Linked DNA regions of Homo sapiens: regions 1 and 2 are each linked to region 3. A link is a loop called in an ENCODE intact Hi-C map of the cell type or tissue named here. Cell type or tissue: chondrocyte. All regions are shown on one strand. Each heading gives the region's core, and the rest is flanking DNA. Links, peaks and the distances in the headings are about the cores only. Region 1 overlaps KCNIP3 (potassium voltage-gated channel interacting protein 3). Region 2 holds the start of LOC124907857 (a long non-coding RNA gene). Region 3 holds the start of ZNF892 (zinc finger protein 892).

Evidence for each region. Hi-C counts contacts between places; a loop is a spot of excess contacts. Peaks named below come from ENCODE experiments on the same cell type or tissue, not always from the same donor. Only the 100,000 strongest peaks of a DNase experiment are listed, where the experiment ranks them.
Region 1: it touches region 3 in a loop (6-fold over the local background); 23 of 110 quality-filtered maps call a loop at or near these places.
Region 2: a loop joins it to region 3, with 5 times the contacts of the local background. A loop is called at or near these places in 16 of 110 quality-filtered maps.

The regions. Positions count from the first base shown.
Region 1 is chr2:95,312,300-95,317,858 of GRCh38, forward strand. The region is part of intron 2 of KCNIP3 (potassium voltage-gated channel interacting protein 3); the gene reads left to right. Among named protein-coding and RNA genes, the nearest start is that of KCNIP3, 18 kb to the left of the region's middle. RefSeq lists an enhancer at 3,439-3,939. In chondrocyte, for the core only: CTCF peaks have their summits at 2,964 (motif pointing left), 3,183 and 4,339; a DNase peak (open chromatin) is centred at 852.
Region 2 is chr2:95,074,142-95,079,395 of GRCh38, forward strand. It overlaps LOC124907857 (a long non-coding RNA gene), which reads right to left and starts at 2,901. Exons shown (of 2, transcript XR_007087139.1): 1 at 2,705-2,901. It overlaps LOC105373488 (a long non-coding RNA gene), which reads left to right and starts at 749. Exons shown (of 3, transcript XR_923076.3): 1 at 749-1,020; 2 at 1,603-1,775; 3 at 1,973-2,112. In chondrocyte, for the core only: CTCF peaks have their summits at 2,779 (motif pointing right) and 3,056; no DNase peak of the experiment used is centred there.
Region 3 is chr2:95,204,124-95,209,682 of GRCh38, forward strand. It overlaps ZNF892 (zinc finger protein 892), which reads left to right and starts at 3,398. Exons shown (of 5, transcript NM_001395961.1): 1 at 3,398-3,711; 2 at 4,525-4,613. The coding sequence starts at 3,693. RefSeq lists enhancers at 2,918-3,047, 3,208-3,457 and a silencer at 3,498-3,727. In chondrocyte, for the core only: CTCF peaks have their summits at 3,151, 3,355 and 3,554; a DNase peak (open chromatin) is centred at 3,368.

The DNA of each region.
Region 1 (5,559 bases), core at 380-5,379, 110 kb after region 3:
CAGCAGCTATGCTGAGTGGGGTGGACGGGGAGAAAGGTGACAGAGGGGCCGGCATGGCGTGTTCAAGTCAGGGCGGGGGGGACCACCCCTGCACGGCCCACCCCTGCATGCCCCATCCCACCTCACGGAAGCTTCCTAGAGGGCAGGGCCTTTCCACACCCAGCTGTCAGGACACGTTTGCTGAACAACTTGTCAAAGGCGCACAGGAGACAGGGCCAGGGCTGGGCCAGGGCACCAGCGATGGGTTTGTTCCCCTGCATGGATGTGTTTACCGGACCTTGTGCCGGCACTGGGAGCAGATGTGAACGACACATCCAAGAGCCTATTTGATTGTGCAAGGAAGGCAGTGTGGAGCTCATCACCCTGATTTACCAGAGCGTCCATGGCAGCTCAGAGAGGTCACGTGACTCAGCAGATGGCACAAGAAGCGGGGGTTGGGGTGGGGGAGGCTCGGGCCCAGAGCTCCACGGTGCCCACCCTGACGAGCGTCTTTGGTGGGAGCTGAGGGACGAGGGAGCCCAGGGACCTCACGGACAGAGGAGCCGGGACTCCAATGTGCCCTTTGTCTCCCTTGGCCATAGCTCCCGGGTCTCCTCTCTTCAGTCCAAACACGTCCCGTGTGTGTCCCGCAAGGAGGCCGGGCTGGTGTGGTCACACTGAGGGCTTTGTGCACGTGTGAAGTGCTGCGCGGTGTGCAGATGAGGCATCCCCCCTCTTTGGGAGCTGGCACAGGCTCTGGGTGCAAAGAACAATGGGGCCCATTCAGTGCAGCCCCACTGTGTGCTCTGCGAGGCCCAGCACGGTGTCCTGAGCCTTGGGGTCCTGTGGGAGGGGGGCGGCCCAGACACTGTGCCCTTGTACTGGGGTTTTTCCATTCAGCAGAAGTGGGGCCAGAGACACATGTCGGGAACAGCTGGGAGTGAAAGCCAAGGCCCAGCCTGGGAGTCCTGGAGGCTTGGGTGAGGTAGAACGTCGGCAAGGAGTGGACAGGACCCAGGGTCCTGGAGACAGTGGGCAAGGGCTAGAGCATCTGTGGCTGGGCCCTGGGTGGCCAATTCTGGGTGTGAAGACCCCAGGATGGAGTCAGGAGGTGGCCAGCAGTGGGGCCTCTAAGAGGGGAGCCCAGGAGACTCAGAGCACAGGCAGCCTGGCCCCACCCTACCCAGGAGAGGCGCCCCATCCTCAGCCTAGAAGCTCCTTGGACCCTCTTCCATGACCCGGAAGCTGGGACTCTGGCCTGCCCTGCATGCCTCCCCTGCATCTAAAGCCTCTCCCTGCAGGATGCCTCTCCAGAGGCATGGCCAGTGCCACAACTGGACAGACCTGTTTCTCAAGTTTGATGCCCACAAGGGCTGTGGGACTTGGGTTTCTTCAACTGGAATAATAATGTCACCCACAAATAACCTGGGGTCCCAGCTGCAGACAACCGAAACAGGGTGGGCTCCAGGCCTCAGGAAGTTCACAGAAACTCCGGAGGACCAGAGAACGAGGTCTGAATGGGACGAAGCCAGGGCCCCACCTAGCGCCTTGGGAGATGCCTGGCATCCTGGACCACTCTGGCAGGAACGCTCTAGCAGCTGCTGCACGCTTCTGTGTGACACGGTGCAGCCATTCCTCACACACACACACACACATACACACACACACACATACACACACAAGCACACACACATACACACACACATGAGCACACACACACGCATACTTACACACACGCATGCACATGCCCCTCCCCCAGAGAGAAGACCCACATCCTCCTCAGTCGCCGATGCATCCCAGGGAGATGCTCATTCTCCCCGGGGTGCCATGGCAACCCCACGTAAAATCATAAAGACACCACCACCAGTGCTCCTGGGAAAGAGGGGTAGCAGAAAGGCATCGGAACAAAAGGTGAGTTAACTCGTCTCTAATACGTAAAGATCTATAAACAGAATTTTCGCGTATTTGAAGATACAGGATACAATTGACATCATGAAGCATCAAGATACATGATATCAAAGTGAGATGTCAGATCAGTGCAAATTTTCAAGGATTTCTGAGAATTAACCCCTTTCCATGGGGTTGTAGTATGACATCTGTGGCCATCTTTAATCCACCACAAAGATGGATTAAAGATGGATTAAAGCCACAAAGATGTGGCTGAGTCCTTGGTGGAGTGATCCAAACCCCCATTCCTGAGGGATCTGAGTCCTGGGTGGTCCTGCCTCATTGGGGTTGCTAGAAGCCCCCACTGACTTTCATCACTGTAACTGGCAGTGTTGCTAGGCTCCCTGGAGAATTCACTGGATTTGAAGCAGAGTCCTCCCTGCTCCCCTCGATAATAGGGTCATTCACTGGCCGATGGCCCTTGATGCCAGTTGGTCTGAGTGGTGTGAGGGGCCCAGCATGGCCAGGCGGCCGTCCCAGCTTCCAGTTTAGCAGAACCCCTGCTGCCTCCTGCTGGGGACCCATTCTCCCATGGGAATTTAAAGCCTCTAATCCAGAGCCTGGAGTATTGGTGAGGAGCAGCAGAGGTGCGGTGAGCAGGCACTGGATGAGGGAGGGGCCTTTGCGTGTTTTCCCGGGCTCCGGGCTTGTTCTTCTGGCTGGGGGAGAGGCAGCACATCCAGCAGTGTCACTGGCACCCGACAGGGCAGCCCTGGAACCCGCAACGGCTGCCAGAACCAGTCTTCAGCGGGTCTCATCACTGTTCTGTGAGGCCAGCTGCCTCTGGGGGTGGGCACAGGACGGGGACGGGAGCCTGTGAGCCCTGGTCTTTGGTCACACCGCTCTATTCCGTGGTGAAATGAGTCTGTTGCTTGGGATCTATGGCGTGGAGGCACCGTGATGGGGGAGGTGCTGGCAGCACCAGGGCAGGCCAGAGGGAAGGTCACACCCAGAGTGACCATCACTCCCATGAGGATAATGGGAGCCCCAGAGTGATGGCAGGGATGCAGAGTGGCTGACCTGCCACCTGGTGGCTGGCTGGGCACTGAACTGCAGCTGCAGCCTGATCGGCCCAGGGAGAAGTTCTTTTATTGAATCTACGGTGTTTCGTTCTCAAGCAAATGCCAGAGGAGCCAGGAACAGAGGCTGTGAGGTGCACAGAGGGGACCACTGGCCCACCTGATCGTCCAGTGCCTCCTCGGCCCCAGCGCCCCTTGGAGGGCACTTGTGAAGCACTTGCTGTCCCACACTCCGGGTGGTTCCTCCCCAGGCCTCCCAGCCCTTACTCCCCCGATCCTGCCCCTCCACCTCCCTGACCCCTGAACTAATGGTTAACAGCCATCCATGAATCAGTGTAAACCTGTGCCTTCGGCCCTCTCTTCTTCAGACAATGTGGGCAACACATGTACCAGGAAGATGTCCCTTCTCCACGTCCTTCCCCTAGGTGGGCCTCAGTGTCACCTAGAGTTGGGGCCAACATTTCTTGCAGCTCTGTCTATAAGTCACCTCCGAAAGTTTTTCCTCCTCAGACGGCTTCGAGACCGTAGGGGGCGGGTGGGCTGTGGGGAAAGCGGCAATGCAGCAGGTACTGTGGGAGTCGCAGCCCCCGCAGGTACAGCCTCCCTGCGCCCTCCAGACCTGCCCTGCCTCGGGCCCCATCCACAGCACCTGGGCATGACGACAGAGCACTGTGTGCACATGCAGATACCAGTGGGGCTGGGCGAGAGGTTGATACTCGATTGCTGTTGGGTGTTTCGGGGCTCATGGCCACCTACTCTGTCTCTCTGTCTCTGTCTCTCTCACCATCAGGCGCTCCACCCCCACAGCAGCCCAGCAGTGGGAAGTTAGCTGAATGCCAACAGGAGAGATTTTTGGCATTGCTCAAAACCCAAGAGACCACAGATTTCCCCTCTGGGGGCCTGCCATGGCCCCGTAGAGCATTCCAACTTGCCTTAGACTCATCGTGTGTCATTGAATGTTCTGGGTCATTAGGCCCAAGGGGCAGCACTGCTTGTACTTGGCCTGCACCTGCGGAACAGCCTCTGAGCCGCACATTTAACTGTGGTGCACAGGAGGCCCGCCGGGCACCGCACCTTCCTTTACTGGCAGGGGTGCGAGGCGCAGCAGCTCGTCTTTCCCTCTGCAAGGGATCCCTTGGCTTGCCTGAACTTGCATATAACAGAAACCCCAAATAACAGTGGCTTGATCAAGACAGGTGCATCGGCTCCTATATGGGAAACATGGGGTGAGGCGGTGGCTGGCACTAGTTTGGCAGCTGGGGGACGTCAGTGTCAATGTCTTGGGTTCTTCTACCGTTCCCCTCACTGTGGCAATGTGGTTGCTTTGCAGCCCACACAGCCTCATTTCAGGCAACAGGAAGGAGAACCCAGGTGGAAGCGGAGAGTGGTGGTCCCCATGTCAGGAAGGCAGCACTCACAGAAGTCTCTGGAAGACAGATGCTTCCATTCCACTGGCCAGAGATAAGCTGCCCTCACTGCGAGGAAGGCAGGGGAATGGTGGAGTTTTCAGCTGGGCGCATTTCCATCTCCAACAGCATCTGAACCCTGCTGGTGAAACTCAGGAAGAATGAATACAGAACTGGCATTCTCAGCCACATGTGGCTTGCAGGGTTGTTTTGATGACTGAAGGCACTCACTGGCACCCAGAAAGACCTTAGCAAGCTGCCTGGCTGTTATCGCCTTTATTTATTGCTAAGTGCTCAAAAATGTGGAGGGCAGGGGGTTGGTCAGCTCCAGTCATGAATTTGGCTCTCCCTTCTGCTCCTCAGCAGAGGAACCGCTTCCCACTTCCCCTTCTGCATTTTAGAGAGGCACAGCAGGGCTGAGGGATGAGGCCAGTGGATAGAGGTCAGAGGTCAAGAGACAGCCTAAGGCTAGGGCCCTACCTATGCCCCCGTCCTACTCAGGGCCCCTGGCCCTGAGCCTCCTAGGCAGGGGACTGTGTGAGAGCAGGCTGTTCCCTGTCTGGCTGCAGAGAAGCCCTGGGGCCCGGGTGAGGCCCCTCTGCAGTGAGATCACACCCTCAGCTGATAATCACACCAGTGTCACCTCCTCTGTTGGTGCTGGGAGCTCAGGAGTGACGCCCACCCCATCCCCACGCCTCCCAGCCCAGGAAGCCGCAGGGGCCCTTCTGCCTCCAGGAACAGTGAGCTCCGGGGGCCTGGAGGCTGAGGCCAGGCACCAGGTGAAGGGGCCAGCCCTGTGGCAGGGGCAGGGGCTACCTGAGAAGGCAAACCCAAGGCAGGAGGACTGAGTGCACTCTGGCTGCCCCGGGGCTCTGGGCTGAGGGGCAGGCAGTCCCCGGAAAGGCTGGGAGAGCCAGAAGCAGGGACAGAAAGCAGAGGAGAGAAGGACAGGCCCAGAGCGCCCAAGACACTGGGGACAAGCTGAGACCAAGAGGAGAGACGCTGCTTTTGAGAGACAGAGACAGACAGACAGACCAGGAGTGGGGAGTCCTAGAAAAAGAAAGGTGTTGAGTGTCAGGCTGAGGAGAGGCTGGCAGAGGAGGTCAGGGAGCAGGCTTGTGGGGGTACCGCCTGCACAGTGGCAGGCAGGGCAGAGCTGAGGGCAGGAGTCGGGCGGATTAAGCCAGGCCCAAGGATGGCAGGGTGCG
Region 2 (5,254 bases), core at 255-5,254, 130 kb before region 3:
GGGTGAGGGTGAGGGCACCGTGGCTGCCATCCTAGTGAAGCCCCACCCCACCCGATACTTCAGGCTGACTCTTAGATTCTTAGAAGAGTTCTCAGCCTGCCCAACATTGAGTGGAAGGGTTTGGGTGTTAATGGCCTCAAAGGCTTCTGTCAGGCCCACAAAGACACCATGAACAAGCCCTCAATACCTGGCCAACCGCATGGCTGACCCCATTGTCCTTCCCTAGGCGTGGGCAGGGGCTATGGAGGGTGATCTGGCCAGCGTCTGATTCATAGGCGCAAATCAAAACGGCCACTGAAGCCCACGTGGCTTCCTGCGGGCAGGAAAGGAGATTTCACTCCTGCGCAGCCCAAGGACACAAGAAGCCCTGGCCATATGGCCATCTGGAGAGGAGAGCACACCGGACACCTGAGGCTGTGTGAGGTGAAGGCCAGCAGTGTCCGAATGCTCTCAGATGCCCCTGTGCTCAACAGCACGATCCCCAGTCCCCAGGCGCCCAGCTGGGAAATTCTGCTTGGTCTGTGGTAAATGCCCTTTCTGAGAAGCAACCATGACCTTCTCAAGAATACTTCAGAGGCACTTTTGCTCCTTCTCCACTAACCGACATCCTGTTTTGCTGGAACACATGGGGCAGAGCGCACACAGCTTTGTTCCTGCACCCGCCCTCAGAGCTTTGCCACCTGTTTTCAGGCTGCCTCTGCCTCCAAACCCTGCGGAGCCCTCCCTGCCCCGTGCTTTGAAGCAGTTTCTTTGGAAGCTGCTGCACAGGGGTTAACAACAAGCAACAACTCAGGTCGCATTCTTGTCAACGGAAGGGAGGGCCAGGTGGAACCGCCAAGGGGGCCATTTCTGGCTTTGCTGGAGGCTGTCAGCTTCTGGTGGGAGCCACAGCCTGAGGGCAGCCAGGATGGCTCTGCTGGGAGGGACACCCTGCCCAACCCTGGGAGCAGGTGACGAAGGCTCCTGGAGGCATGGTCACATCCCTGGGTCCCAGAGGCAGGAACAAAGCCCCCAGGGCAGGTGGGTGAAGGCTGCTGGGGGTCGGAGGGGAAGCCTTGCTGCCCAGGAGCTCAGGCCGGGCTGAAAAGGGCAATGCCACAGAACCCCTGGAAGGAGCAGGACAGCAGACAGTGTTCCAGATGAGACTGCAGAGGGCCGGGGAGCCAAGTACCAAGGGGACGTCAGGAGGGGCCATGAGGCCTCCTCTGAAAGCCACTGTGGCACCAGCATTTGCGAAGGGCCTGAATGACTCCTCTTTTAATGGACAGGCATCCAAGGGCTTCCGGAGAGCCACAGAAAACCTGGCGTGGAGGTTGCTGCTTGCCTTCTAGGAATGATCTTGGATGTGCTGGTGGCAATTCCCCCTCCCTTTGGTGATCCCCCTCACATCTGCCCCAAGCGACTTCTCCAGGGCCAGCCTTAGGAGGCAGAGAGATCCCGCTCTGGACTGCTGTCCCAGGCCCTGAGGGTGCCATGGGTTACATGTGTGTTTACATGAGTCTATGAGTTGAATCCCCATAAGCCTGGGGGAAGCACCATGTCTGAAGCAGCAGCTGCATTTGTAAGATGAAGATCTGAGCCAGTTTTTCATTATATCTGCAGTGTTCATCAAGAAAGGGCCTCCGGGTTTGTGTTTACTGGACATGAATTGAGCTGCTCTCCAGAGATAAGAAAAAAATATTACAGCCCTGCTATGTGGGCACCCCACGGCAGCCCCCGGGGTTAAGGGGCAGCTTTCTTTCCAAGGAATCCCATTGCCAAAGATGAACCTTCAGGTAAGGGCTCAGAGCTGCTTGCTTGGGCAGATACTTCCAGCAGGGTTCCCAGGGATGTGAGTCCATCTCCCCACAGAGGAATCTGTGCTCAGGCGCTGTGCCCAGGGAATATCAAGATCTGCACCCTGGAAACCTAAGGCTGTAGCCTCAGCCCCAGTTAAGGATCATGCGGTCTGGTCTGTCCCTTTGTTTTACAGATGGGGAAACTGAGGACCCAGAGGAAGCAAGAGCAGCCCCAGGCCACACAACCCTCTTTTTATTATTCATTCACTGACTACACTGCAGAGGTTGGACCCATATCTCATTATTTGAATAGTAAATTGTTTTTTCTTCCTGACCCTTGGTCTGTTGGGTCTCTCATTGCGCCATGCATCCAAGAAAGAACGTTCTGAAGCTTTCCAGTGCCACCCAATCCCTGTATCCTACTTTATGCTTGAAAGTAAAGCTCACGGGTTTTTTTCTACTTCGGGTTGTTTAAATAACCACAATCGGTCGGGAGCGGTGGCTCACGCCTGTAATCCCAGCACTTTGGGAGGCCGAGGCGGGTGGATCACCTGAGGTCAGGAGTTAGAGACTAGCCTGGCCAACATGGTGAAACCCCGTCTCTACGAAATATACAAAAATTAGCCGGGCGTGGTGGCGGGCCCCTGTAATCCCAACTACTGGGGAGGCTGAGGCTTGAACCCGGGAGGCGGAGGTTGCAGTGAGCCGAGATTGCGCCATTGCACTCCAGCCTGGGCGACAAGAGCGAAAAACCGTCTCAAAAAACAAAAACAGTGAAAAAAAAAACCACACAATCAGTGCAGAGTGCTGAGCCCTCGGCCAGCAGTACCTCCCTCCCTCCCGGAACACCCTTCCTGGCTACCCTCAGGCAGGCCCCGCCCACTAGGTCACCCCTGGCAGGAGGGTGCCTCCTGGGTGCAGCTCACCTGGCGGGACCGGCGCCTCAGCACTCTCGTGAAACTCCAGTGCCCAACCCAGTTCGGGCCAGCAGGTGGCGTTCGCGGAGCAAACACCGAGTGGTGCTCGCTTACTCGCCCCCTCTAGAAAGCACCTTGTTCAGGCGGGGGCGTCCAGACCCGCACAGAACGCTCCTCAAACCAGCAGCAGCTAAGAGGATGAGACTGCCGGGGACACGGAACAAAGCCTCCTTCCTGCGGCTGAGCGCGCCGCCAGCCCGAGGGTGGGGGCAGGGGACGCTCCCCAGGTCCCAGCAGGCGCCACCAGCGTCCCAAACGCCAGCGCACTCCGCCCGCGCCTCCCAGAGAGCCTGGTGAAACAGGGAGGTTTTCCTGGCCGCTATCCTGGCGGGGCGCCCCCAACCTGCAGGGACCCTACCAGGGCTCAACAGCCCGCTGGGCAGAGCTGGGGGGGATCGGAGGGCCCCATGACTACAGCGGGGCGTCCCACCCACCCTACAGGGGCCTGTGCAGCTGCCGGGGTCCTCTCCCTTCCCCCCTCCCCACAAGCCTCCGCAACCACTATGTGTCCCACTGTACACAGCACCCTTGACATAACTAACTCCATCTTAGAAAAAGACTGCATTTTACATATCATAGGACACTTTGCTAACAGGGACCCGATGTTTCGCCTGATCAATAAAGACTGCATCCAGCCAGACAAGGACATAACCAAGCACACTCCTCCACTCAGTCCTCATCAGAGGACACTGTGGCCATAAGAGCAGGACTTCAGCAGCCCCAAGTGGCCGTCTTAACAGACCCAGTCTTACAGTCACTGGTGATCAGCACCTGACATCTGCTCACATCAAAGACACTTCCTAAAAGTACCGAAGATTGCACCAGCCCACACCAGGAGATTTCTTTTTCTCTGTTACTCTCCTTGGACTGGTTTGTTAACCTTTTTCCTGCCGCCCTTCTCTTCATGTTAAATGTTACTGTGTGCTGTGGAATGTTTAATATATAACATCTATATATTGATTAAGTATATATGACTCTGCATGGCTTGTAATACTGACTGGCTTGTGGAGTGGCTTGAGCATATGTGCTCTGACTTGGGAAGTGAACAGAAAGTACTAAGGAGAACTGCCCCCTGGGGAACTCCATGGCGCTCATGGCTCCTGTGATTGAAATAACATCAATCAAAGTCTGACACTGTGGAAAGACAAAACATGTGCGGACCGGGTTATCCTTGAATTTGCACCGCTCACGACAGATGGCTCGGGACCCACATGCACACACAATCCAGCTTCAGCTCTGAACTAGCCATAAGCTCCCCGAGGCCACAGTCCCTTGGCCCTCTACCCAGTGTGTGCACGCACATGCACACACACACCTCCTACTGTCCCTTATGACCCTACGCAAAAATCCTTTCACTCCTCAGTGCTCCTTGAGCTTTCTTTCAAAGGCCTTGAAACCCTTGCCTCCCCTCAACTCTCTGAGCTGGGATTCCCAGGTAAGGGAACTTGTCCAGCCTCATTGGGGCAGCTTGTCTTAGGAGCTGGGCACTGGAGCCAGCCTGCCTGGGTGTCAACCGTGGCCTCACCTCTTACTAGCTATGTGTTACTTTGAGCAAGTTTTTTAATTTGGGGATCTAAGTGCTCAAGGTTGTTAATTTAAATATGTAAGTGGATTACAACACTGTCAAGCACATGTCAAGTGTTCAATAAATGTCAGCACATAGAAAAAAAAAAAAAAACCTTAAAGTCACAGGACACTAACACACACCAAACAATATTCTAGTTAAGAATGAGGAGCTCAATCAATATCAAAGTAACGAGCAAATCTCTGAGGGTCCAGAATCACTGATTTGAGTGCTAAGAAAAAGCCAAGGTGCTTCTCCCTGTCGCAGGCTGCAGAGCTGTGGCAGCCAGTGACAGCACTGTGCAGCATAGACACTCATTGCTTCTGCCTGCACCCAGAGCTCGGCTCTCATTTGCTTGCCTTTCTAAAAATAAATGAGCCTCTGGCCGACGCAGTTACTCACGCCTGTAATCCCAGCACTTTGGGAGGCTGAGGCAGGAGGATTGCTTCAGCAAGGAGTTCAAGACCAGCCTAGGCAACAAAGTGAGACACTGTGTCTACAAAAAGAAAAAAAAAGATTAGCTGGGTGTGGTGGCATGTGCCTGTGGCCAGTTACACTGGAGGCTGAAGTACAGGATCGCTTCATCCCAGGAAGTCGAGGCTGCAGTGAGCTGTTTACACCACTACACTCCAGCCTGGTCAACAGACCGAGACTCTGTCCCTAAAAAAAATTAAAAATTTTTTTAAAAATGAGCCTCTTAGAAGTAGCAGCACTGGGCTATTGAGATGCTGACTCAACTCACATGCCACAGGTCTAGGAGCTGAGCTGCTGTTTGTCCCCTGCAGCCCATCAGCCACCAATGACACACAGCAGGATGCTTTACTCTCCACCCATGCTACACTGGCTGACAGTGTGGATTTTATGTAACACTTACGCGATGGAGAGCTCATTACTTTCAGAAAGCTAAGATGGTGGTGGAGGGTGCTGGGGGCGGA
Region 3 (5,559 bases), core at 296-5,295:
TGTGAGTGGCAGGACCTAGACTTACAAGAAAAAAGTTAACTGTAAAACAGCTTCAGAGAGATCCTTCGGGAGGTATCCTGGAAGCAGGCATTGCTATCTTAGGAGATGAAAGTGTTTTGGTAACAGAGTAACTTCTAGTCTTGAAAGCTCCAATCATGGTAAGTGCCCTATACAGGGGTACCATATCTTTTATATTTTGTTTTATCCTTTCTATATTATGTTTAGATACACAAATACCATTGTGTTACAATGACCTGCAGTATTCACCACATAACCTGCTGTACATGTTTATAGCTTTGGAGCAACAGGCTATACCATATAGCCTGGGTGTGCAGTAGGTGGTACAGTCTAGGTTTTCATAAATACATTCTATGACGTTCACACAAGAACAAAATCACCTAAGAATGCATTTCTCCGAGAGTATCCTGGTTGTTAAGTGATGCATGACTGTTGTTTGGAAAACACTGGCTTAGAGGTGAGTAGAAGAGGAAATACCTAATGAGATTGAGAAAGAGTGACCAGTCAAGGAGGAAGAAAACCAGGGAGTATTTCCAGGAGCAGGGAGTAGCCAAGTGTTATCACCTGCTGTTAATAAAGTGAGATGAGGACTGACAATTGATATGGTAACAAAGAAGGGATATCTGTGATGGGGATGGTTAGCAACAAGAAGAAAGGGGTACTCTAGACACGTTGAAACCAGTCAATAGTCCCATAGACTTTATTTTGGATAAACATAGAAAGTGACTCTTTGGTGGTTTTTTTTTTTGTTGTTGTTGTTTGTTTTTTGTTTTTTTTGAGACAGAGTCTTGCTCTGTTGCCCAGGTTGGAGTGCACTGGCACGATCTCTGCTCACTGCAACCTCCCCTCATGGGTTCAAGCGATTCTCCTGTCTCAGCCTCCTGAGTAGCTGGGATTACAGGCGTGCACCACCACGCCCGGCTAATTTTTCTGTTTTTAGTAGAGACGAGGTTTCATCATGTTGGCCAGGCTGGTCTCAAACTCCTGACCTCAAGTGATCCACCCACCTCGGCCTCCCAAAGTGCTGGGTATGATAATAGGCATGATCTACCGCGCCCGGCAGACTCTCTGGTCTTAAAGCTTGAAGCTTATACTTGTTTTATCATAGTTCCTTCCTCAGGAAAGACCCTCAAGCCTCTCAAAAAAGTATGAAAAGATGATTCTGAGGGAGCATTTGATGAAAAAAAAAAAAACAAGTATCAAAGAACTGAAACACCAGATGATGGCACCCAGACAAGGATACACCAGACCCCTCATTCATCATGATTGCTTCCTTATTCCTCCCTAGTTCCTGTTTTCCCCCACACAGTTACATTTCTTCCCTGCTATATAGACCCCTGGTTTTAGTAGGTCAGGGAGATGGATTTACAGCTGGTCTCCCATCTCCTTGGTTGTAGCATTTGATTAAAGCCTTCTTCCTTGGCAATACTCCTCTCAGTGATTGGCTTTTTTTGTGCAGCAAGCTGCAGGGCCTAGACCTTATCCCTGGGGTTTCCGTAGCAACATCAGCGAGTAGTGTCTTTCATATGAAGCATCTTCTGAAGGAAACTGCCCATCCCATATCTCCTGCGGAAGGAAGAGTGGGGAGACTCCCTTTGGCTGTCATTTGAGGTGGCAGGGTTGTGTCTCTACCACAAGTCCTTTATCCCCACCAGCCCTAGCTGCCTGGACCAAATGCAGCCAATCTACGGACCAGTTAGAGGTTAAGTGTGGTTATCTGTGCAGAAGAAACCCAAAATAATACTGGCTTATACAAAATAGAAGTTTGCATCTCTCTCATGCTAAAGCCCAAGCTCTGTTCCAACAAATTACCCGGGGCTCCGTTCCTTCTATCTTGTTGGTTTACCATCCCTAGGGTCTTAACCTAGTTCACACAGCCCATGATGATTTCCTACGTTCCAGTCAGCAAGGGGCTGTGGGTGCTGGGGAGGGCAAAGGGCAGGAATAATGAGAAGCCTTGGGAAGCCTTGAGCCTATCTAAAAATTGGAGATTCTGCTGGAGAAAGGTCAATTGGACATTGTGGCTTGTATCCACAAGGACATAGCTAATTAAATTTTCTCTTGGGAATCTGAACTGGACAGAAACCTGACACTTTATTGTGGGAAGGTAAGTGAAAACACGCACTAGCCTGAAGACCCGCCCACCCCTAGAGCTCCTGGGGAGTCTGCAATGTTGTACCCAGGCGAGTTGGAGAAAAACGCCATACTTTGACACGAATTAAGAGTCCTTTATTAAGCCGGCGGCCAAAGAGACGGCTAAAGCTCAAAATTCTTTCGGCCCCGAGGAAGGGAGTTGATTAACTTTTATATCTAGGTTTAGGAAGGGGAGGGGAACTCAAATGCAATAATTCTACAGAAGTAAAAACATGCCAAAATCAAAAAACAAATGGTTACAAAGTGATAAACAATTTAAAAGACAAACGGTTACAAGAAGAGCAACGGTACCAGGTGCAAGGCTTTAAATCTTTCATTATAATTAGATATACGGGGTATGCCGGACACGAACTCAAGGCTTTATGTTTTCTCTTTGAGAAAAATCCTGGGAACTTCATACATTGTTGGTGCTAATACCTTATCAATTAATTGGGCTCCTTTGAAATGCTGAGGATCTGCTTACACAGGTCAACTCCTTGCGGAAGGGGGTTGGGTAAGGAGCCCTTAGTGTCTTGTAAATTAAGGGGTCAACTGGAGTTTGTCCGGCTTTCCCAGCTAGAGAGAGTCTTATTTACATGAGAAGCAAGGCTAGGTGATTAAAGAGACAAGCAGGATAAAATTCAAAGTAACGAGTTAGAGTAAAAACAAGGTTAGGGATTTCAGCAAGACCTCCAGGCTCCAGCCTCCTTGGGGCAGCAAGACTAGTTTACTGGTTCTTCTTGGAGACGTGGCCGTTTTTGGGGTTGAAGTGATTTCGGGATTGAAATTCCATTTTTCTTTATTCCGAGGTGCAATATGGTACAAACATCCCTGGTTAAAGTAAACTGAGATCACCTCTGTGTTGGCCACGAAGGGCCGATGCATGGAGGCGCAGCAGCGAGGACACCGCCGGGCGCCTCCCCTCCGATGGAGCACCGCAGCCCGGGAAGGATCCTGCGTAGGTCAAGGGCGCCGCCTTCCGCCCTCACAGTAGCGGAGATGCGAAAAGTCCCACGCCGGGCGGGGTTTGGCGCGGCCACCGCCCAGAGTCGGCACCGAGGGAGGAGCGGCCCTTCCAGAGTCGCTGGCAGGGTTCAGCCAGCTGGTCAGCGCTCCTCCAGGTCGGTCAGGAGCGTGCCGCGGCAAGAAACGCAGCCCCGGGAGCAGGTGGCCGCAGGGTCCTCTGGGAAGCGGTGTTGGGAGTGAGGGCCGTCAGCCGCGCCCCGCGGAGGATTCTGGGAGTGGTAGTTCGGCCTCATGGTTGGCCGGCGCTAGGCGTCCCCGCCGGCTGTTAGATGCCTTTGTCGTCGGGCTCGGCTTCCTCAGTGTGTGGCTGGAGGTCGAACCCAGGGTAGAGGAGGGCTGAACGCATCCCCTTTTAATCTGAGTGTCCGGGAGGAGGGTGGCGGGAGGACCCCCGGGTGGGGGCGCCAGGCTGCCCACGCGTGCGTTCCCGGCCTCTTGGGGGACCCGAGCGGCGGACCTCCGGCTCCTTCCCCTGTCGCGGTTGCCTCCAGCGCGGGCCGGAGGAAGGAGTCTCCATGGAACCTGAGGGCAGAGGTGAGGATTTGGGAGTGATGCGGCCTTGGTGCCCGCTGCAGAGGGAGAAAGGGAGAAAGGCTACCTCTGGCTGGCGCAGGCTCAGGAAGGAGTAGCGTCACGAGCCCCTTCCTACTAGCCGGTCTCACTTGGGGTTTTGAGGGATAGCCCGCCACTTCCATTGCCCTCCTGGTCTGTAGGGCGCTGGATGCCTCCCTTGCTCAAGGGAAAATATCAACACATCTGACAATTTGGCTTTTGATAATGACTTCTTTTTTGATCTCAGAGGAGCCCCATAAGGCAGTAGGAAGGAACTATCCGACCCTTTTGGAAGGTAGGGAAAGCAGGGATTTGAGAAGTCACGGAATTTGTTTACAATCCTGTTTTGTTTTTGGTGGTGGTGGTGGTTTTTCCATAAGACGCATCACTTTTCTGAGTCAGGCGGTGTTGTATTAATATCTGAAAAGTCAGTGTTCAAAAAGAATTTAGTCTTCGTTTATCCTGTGAGCCTGGAATACAACACAGATGAATCACTGAGGCGTGGACATACAAAGACTTTGAGTATTATTTTGACTACTTAGCACATGCAATATAAAAATATGTTTAATTTATATGTCCAGATGCTCATAGGAGTTCTACTGGAGTTTAAGGACAGAGAATAGGAGGAGCCTGAGACAGCAATGGTCAAGGTGTCTTGATTAAAAGATATTATGCGATTTTCGTTTGGTTCCCAGTGTTGACTCTTCTTAGATGACAACTAGCTGGTGTGTGGCACTTCCTGCTAGTTTATTGCAAGGACAGAGTAATCATCATGGCTCCTGTCTCCACTTTTAGGATCACTTTTTGAGGACTCAGACCTTCTCCATGCTGGAAACCCAAAAGAAAATGACGTGACTGCTGTGCTGCTGACCCCTGGGTCCCAAGTAAGTTTAGATTTCTTCTTTCTTTTCCTTCTGTTCTCAGAGCAAGGATGTCTTTCCTTCCAGTGCTTATGGAATTGCTCAGCCCTGATGCTTAGACCACTGGGTTCATCCTGATAAACTGATGACTGATGACCCCAAAGGAAGTGTTCTTCAGTTGTGCAGAACTTTCTTCCCAGCGTTGCTTTCTCTCTGCCCACTGAGTGTTTGCTGCACACACATTGAGTACTGTAATTGGCCTTGGTGAGATGCAAAGAAGTAAAAGCCACTTGCTCCTGCATCGTGGAGTTTACTAAGGCAGTGAGAAATACATAAATAAAATAGTTAAACACGAAGAAATAGGTATTTTTTAAACATAGAAATCATTGGTCCAGACAAGTCATGAAAGTCTCTGAAAGAGTTTTTTTTTATCATCTGTTTGGGAGAAGTGTGGGATAAATCTGTACTTTGAAAAACAAGAGAGAGTGGGTAGTTGGAGGGTAGAATAAGGGAATATTACAAGACAGAATAGCTTTGGCCAAAAAATAAAAAAAAAGTCTTCAAATGATGAGGGAGTTGGAGGTCTTCCGAGGATGTGTGGATGTGTGAGTCACTGTGGGTTGACCTAGACTGTGGTGAGGGAAGCTCGGCTGTGTTGTACCCAGACCCCAGGACAGTCTACACTCGGTCTTATTCCAGAGGCAAATGAAGGCCTCATGAAGGTTTTTAGAGGCCCAGCAAGATGAAACATGCCATAGCTGATTGGAGAGAGAGGATTAGTAAAGATGCTTCTGTAAGATCTGGCCAAGACAGTGGGAGATTGGCAGACCCCTTGGTTCAGGTGCTGGGACTCTTTATTTCCGTCACACCAGGCCTAACAGCATACAGGTACTGATGATCCTTATAAAACCATGGGAGAAAATGCCAGTATTGATTTTGATCTGTGAATTGGTAGATCGCTTTCAGAAAG